Regions from separate parts of the Homo sapiens genome. Here region 2 is linked to region 1. The links are chromatin contacts, found by Hi-C or POLR2A ChIA-PET in ENCODE. All regions are on one chromosome and are shown on one strand. Each heading gives the region's core, a stretch centred on a gene start or an enhancer-like site at or near the end of the contact. The rest is flanking DNA. Distances are from core to core; before and after follow the strand shown. Region 1 holds the start of FAM124B (family with sequence similarity 124 member B). Region 2 overlaps CUL3 (cullin 3).

Region 1 (2,809 bases), core at 47-2,546:
TCAACCCTGTTACAGATTACAGTCATCCAAGAAGCTGTAAAAAAGTTACCTAGGCCTGGATGTTCCCAGAGATTCGGATCAAACTGCCCTGGGGTGGGAATTTATGAAAGACCCTAAGGGACGCTAATATGCAACCAAGTCTGAGAACCACTAGCTTAGGCCCATTCCGATGTAAAATTACACAGCTCCATGAGCCTCTACAAGATCTGAGACAAAACAGAAATACCTGAAGCAGAATCTTGTTGCCATCGTAGTCCTGAGTCTGCCACCTGGTGCTGCTGATAGGCATGCATGGATTGGGTAGCAGAGGCACTAACTGGCCGATCTCTTGAACCTTAAACTGCAGCACCGAAGACTCTTTGGGGTCCACTGACATTCCCGGGGGCAGCTGCTTCAGGGAGAGCTGCAGAGCAAAGCTCTTGGAGGCATAGAGCACGAAGAAACAAAAATTGCTCTTTTGCAAGGTCGCTTCTCTCTGCAGGATCATCTCGTAGAGTCTGATGGCGTCTTCATAGTTATCAAAACTGCAGTACAGCGTCACCCTCAGGATCTCGGAGCCACAGTGCACCTGCCTCACCCCCCAGATGGGCAGCTGACTGTCCAGGCTGTAGAACTCCTGATTGGCAAAAAAGTAGGGACACAGCCTTCCCCGAGTGTCCTGGGTGGGGTAGCACTGCCATGGCGAATGCTGGAGAGAGTCCAGGACGCGAAATAGCCTATCCTCTCCCGGGCTTTCGTGCAGGAAGAGCAACACGGACATCCCTGGAAACCGGGACCGCTTGGAATGGGACTTTTCACAGTATTTCACAGGACTGGCCCGTTCAGACACCTGAAAGAGCCGGACCTCTGGGCAAATGCAATCCAGGAGCTGGTCCAGAGTCCTCTGCAGAAGGGAGCCGTGCCCAGAGTTGGCAAGAAGATGGACAGTCATGGCCAGAGGCCCCTGTGTCTCATCCATGGAGGAACTGCCTGAGGCTGACAAAGACAGCGTGTGTAGAAGGCCCACTGTTCAAGTTTCTGAAATGAATGAAGAAGCGGCCCAGCCTTCAGCCCGCCTGAAAACCTTCAGCTGCAGCGGCTACTTCTGAGCAGAGCTCTTAACCAGACTAACACGTGCTCCTGGCCACCCGTGGACTTACGGCAAGAGAAGCTCACACCAGCTCGGGTTCAGCAGCCTCCCTCTCCACACAGCAGCAGCGGGGTCACGTCATCCAGCTTGTGCATAATGTAACTGCTTGTGTTTAGCCTTTTCAGGCGTTCCCCAGGGTTTCTGCGTGACCTAAAAACCTATAATCCTGAGAAACACCCAAATGGGCGGCTCTTATAGACACTTAGTACAGGAAATGACCGGCCGAAAAGGAACATGAGTTGGCTCTGTTAGGCTGATAGCAATCTGTTTAGTTGAAAAGACATCCATTTTATCAACTTACAACGGGTTCTCATTTCCTACTTACGGTTTACAGTAGCCTGCTCCACCAATCTGAATACAATGACTTCTTGAAAACAATTCTCAAAACCTGACCCTTTGCCAGTTTTTTTTTTCCTTTGTCTCTTTATTTCATTTTGTTTCTGAACATTTTCTGCTAGGGCACGAAGAGAAGACTTTATCTAAATAATTTTGACTTCACTGAAAATTATTTGCTGTACCGAAAATTCTGAGTGTACTAAAAAGACATTGAGAAAATTAGTCTTCCTTTATTCACGCAAATTCTTTAGAAAGAGTGAGAGCTTTCCTATAATTGCTCATATAATTATAATAATAAATAATTATAATTAACAATTGTAATTATAATTTTTAGTGTCTAATGAGGATCTACTATGTACCAGTCATAAACTGTTCTAATTCTTAAAGTAATTAGTTTTGTTTTGTTTTGGAGATGGAGTCTTGCTCTGTCGCCCAGGCTGGAGTGCAGTGGCGTGATCTTGGCTCACTGCAACTTCCACCTCCCAGGTTCAAGAGATTCCCCTGCCTCAGCCTCCCCAGTACCTGGGATTATAAGTGCGCCAACACGCCCAGCTAATTTTTTTGTATTTTTAGTAGAGACTGGGTTTTGCCATGTTGGCCAGACTGGTCTCGAACTCCTGACCTCAGGTGATCTGCCCGCATTGGCCTCCCAAAGTGCTGGGATTACAGGCATGAGTCACCACACCTGGCCCTTAATGTAAATTAATTTAATCTTGCAACAAACCTATGAAGAAGAGATTACTAGCCCCAAATTACAGATGAAGAAACTGGGGCATAGAAAGGCTAGGTAACTTGCCCAAGGTCTCACAGCTAAGAAGTAGCTGAAGGATGATTTGAACCCAGGAACTTGCTGCACTGCCTCTCTGGGGCCTTGAAGTCCCAGCCTGGGTATTCTTCTTGTAAGGAAAAGATATAAAAGCAAGTTCTGGTTAAGGATCTAGATTTGCAGACTCTTGAGCTGTTGAATCTTAAACGGAATAATCTTCAATGAGAAAGTTGTCAAGCTCTAAACACTCACCCTAAATGTGTTCTAAATATTGATTTAAAAATTATTTGTGGCCACGCATAGTCGTCACGCCTTGATCCTAGTACTTTGGGAGGCCGAGGCGGGTGGATCACCTGAGGTCAGGAGTTCGAGACCAGCCTAGGCAACATGGCAAAACCCCGTCTGTACTAAAAACACAAAAATTAGCCGGGCAAAGTGGAGCATGCCTGTAATCCCAGCTACTCAGGAGGCTGAGGCACAAGAATCACTTGAATCCAGCAAGTGGAGGTTGCAGATCGCACTACTGCACTCCAGCCTGGGTGATAGAGCAAGACTCCGTCTCAGAAAATAAAAAATAA
Region 2 (2,900 bases), core at 260-2,759, 120 kb after region 1:
AAAGTTAAACTCACATTTAAAATTAAAAAAAAAAAAAAAAGAGGCAAATAACTCTATGACAAGTCTGTCAGAACATGTTAGAACTTGCCTTACCAAATTTAATCACTAAGGTAATCCTCTATTAACAAGTAATAAAATATTTTCAGAGTTCACTTTCAAATCATGAAATAAATACAGATTTAAAAAGGTTTAACACAATGAAGACAGAAATAGAAAAATTTTAAATGAGCAGAAAAGTAGTAAAAAGTTTCTACTGCAGAATCATAGTGGGGGAAAAAAAGTCTAATTATAATTAGATCGAAGTTTAAAGAACTTTCTCAATACTTTCCATGATACCAGTAACTGACTACACTTCTAAAACAGCACCAGTAACATATGAATTAGTAAATTGTACAGATAAACATTTCTAGATATAAAAATATTACTGATAAATTTGGTAGAGAAGCATATGATATGGTGTCAAAAAACCTGGTGGACTTAGCCACTACTAAAAAGCTCAGAGTTTCCACCACAGTAAAAATTTTCTTAAAATCTTTCTTGGGAGGCCGAGGCGGGCGGATCATGAGGTCAGGAGATCGAGACCATCCTGGCTAACACAGTGAAACCCCATCTCTACTAAAAAATACAAAAAAATTAGCCAGGCGTGGTGGCGGGAGCCTGTAGCCCAGCTACTTGGGAGGCTGAGGCAGGAGAATGATATGAACCCGGGAGGCGGAGCTTGCAGTGAGTCAAGATCCTGCCACTGCACTCCAGCCTGGGTGACAGCGTGAGACACCGTCTCAAAAAAACAATCCTTCTCAGGGGTCTGAAAAATTTTAACAAGAAAAACACAGTTGTGAAAATTTTTTATTTAAAAATAATTTCCATTTAAGAATTGTCTACCAAGATATTGGACAAATCAAACCCATGTTTCTCTAAAGTTGTGTAAACTGCAATAAATCATAAAATAAAAACACTGTTCTCTACTTCAAATTTAATAATCTAGAGGTCAGAGGGAAAAAAAACAGTTAATCACACTTTGAGGTCTTAGAGCAATGAATTTATAAGACTATCTTTCAGGAAAGAAGACCTGTATTAGAGAAGCAATACAATTCAGTGGTTAAGAGCACTGATTCAAGAACCAAATAGCCTCTGTTTCAGTCTTGTCTGCCATTTACTAGGTGTGACCTTAGTATCTGTCTCAGTTGCCTCATCTGTAAAATAACATCTACCTCAAAATGTTATTCCACCTTTAGTACTGAAAGAAAAGCTTTTGTAAGACCAACGCCCCTGGAAGAACAACTATAAAAGCTGGATGAAAATAAAAAACTACCACCTCATACCCATTAGAAGAGTTACTATAAAAAAAAAAAACACAAAACACAAAATAACAAGTTTTGACAAGAATGTGGAAAAATTAGAGCTCTCGTGCACTGTTGGTGGAAACCTAAGATAGTATAGCTGCTGTGGAAAGCAATATAGCAGTTCCTCAAAAATTACAAAAACAATTAACATAGGATCCACTAATTCCACTTCTGGGTATACACCCAAAAGAAATGAAAGCACATCTTGAAGAGGTATTTGTACATTCGTGTTCACAGCAACATTATTCACAGTAGCCAAAAGGTGAAAACAACTCAAGTGTCCATCAACAGATGAACAGATAAACAAAATGTGGTCTACACATAGAATGCGGTATTATGCAGCCTTAGAAAGGAAGTAAACTCTCACATATGCCGTAATACGATGAACCTTAAGGACATGCTAAGTGAAATATGCCAGTGACAAAGGGACAAACACCTTATGATTCCACTTACATGAGGTAATGAGTGATCAAATCATAAACAGAGAAGGTAGAATGGTAGCTGGCAGAGGCTTGGTGGAGGGGAAAATGGAAAGTTACTGTTTAGTGAGTACAGAATTTCAGTTTTGCAAGATGAAAAGAATTCTGGAGAGGATGGTGGTGACAGCTCTGTACAACAATGTGAACGTACACTTAATAGCTCTGAACTGCACACTTAAGGGTAAGATGGTAAATTTTATATGTATTTGACCACAATTAAAAAAACAAACCAAAAACCCCCAGTGTTTAAAAGCATCAAGAGTAACAAAGGCAACCTAGACTTGTAGGGCCAAGATTCCGGAGAAAAGGCAAACATACTGAGAGGAGCCCCATACCAGCCTTCACTGGTTCCCTTCAGTCACTTGCTGTCTTTGGAGGACTGGAAATAAGAGCCCAACCAGAAAGACAAAAGTGGAGTTGGTTACCAAGCAGCTAGGACTTAAGATGTCAAGGTTCTGAAGAGGAGAGAAACACAAAGAGCCGCAATTTCTGCAAGAAATTTTTCACTGAGATGTTTACTGATACAGCACCCTAAGCAAGGGGTGATGACACCAAGAATCCAAACAGAAACTATCAAAGGGAGGCTGAAGATCTGTGCTGAAGAGACAACTGTTAGAATTCTAGGAACATTAATTCAGAAGGCAACCTGGCAAACACCTCAGGCTTTCTTTCAGTTCAGACCCCAGAGGAACTATGCTCTGTGAATAGGTATGTCCTGGAAATAAAGGCAAACTGTTAACAGACCAACACTAACTAAAAGCTAGCCTCAACTAGATCACGGTGATCTGACTGTACTTTACCTGCCTGCCGGAACAAAATTAAATTTACTTTGGAGGAAGGTATCATGCAGGGCCTCCACAATTTTTCACAAACAATACTGGAATTCAAATTTTAAAACACCATGCTTGCCCGTTTCCCCCACAAAACAAAACAAAAACAACCCAGGATCAAAAGTATAAAAACCAAAGGGGAAAAACCCCAAGAAGTCAAAATGTTCTAAGACCTTTGCCCTACCCAGAAAGTGGTAAGTAACAAAACAAAAAACTAATCTAATGCATATAATCTCTAAGGTAACTAC

The links. Hi-C counts contacts between places; a loop is a spot of excess contacts on that map. ChIA-PET counts read pairs that join two places held with the same protein, here RNA polymerase II (POLR2A). Pooled maps may share reads with other maps.
Region 2: a loop to region 1 is called in a pooled map, with 2.3 times the contacts of the local background. The contact joins the enhancer-like site here to the promoter of FAM124B in region 1. A Hi-C loop is called at or near these places in 2 of 50 pooled maps. POLR2A ChIA-PET finds 5 or more read pairs at or near these places in 3 of 52 experiments (B cell, OCI-LY7 and T-cell).

What each region holds. Positions count from the first base shown.
Region 1 is chr2:224,400,811-224,403,619 of GRCh38, forward strand. It overlaps FAM124B (family with sequence similarity 124 member B), which reads right to left and starts at 1,297. Exons shown (of 2, transcript NM_001122779.2): 1 at 227-1,297. The coding sequence starts at 958.
Region 2 is chr2:224,522,047-224,524,946 of GRCh38, forward strand. The region is part of intron 3 of CUL3 (cullin 3); the gene reads right to left. Among named protein-coding and RNA genes, the nearest start is that of CUL3, 62 kb to the right of the region's middle. Within about 2 kb of position 1,510, at least 6 of the 41 ENCODE cell types and tissues checked have a DNase peak (open chromatin) inside an H3K27ac peak, as active enhancers do; they include B cell and OCI-LY7, where a contact is called at or near this core.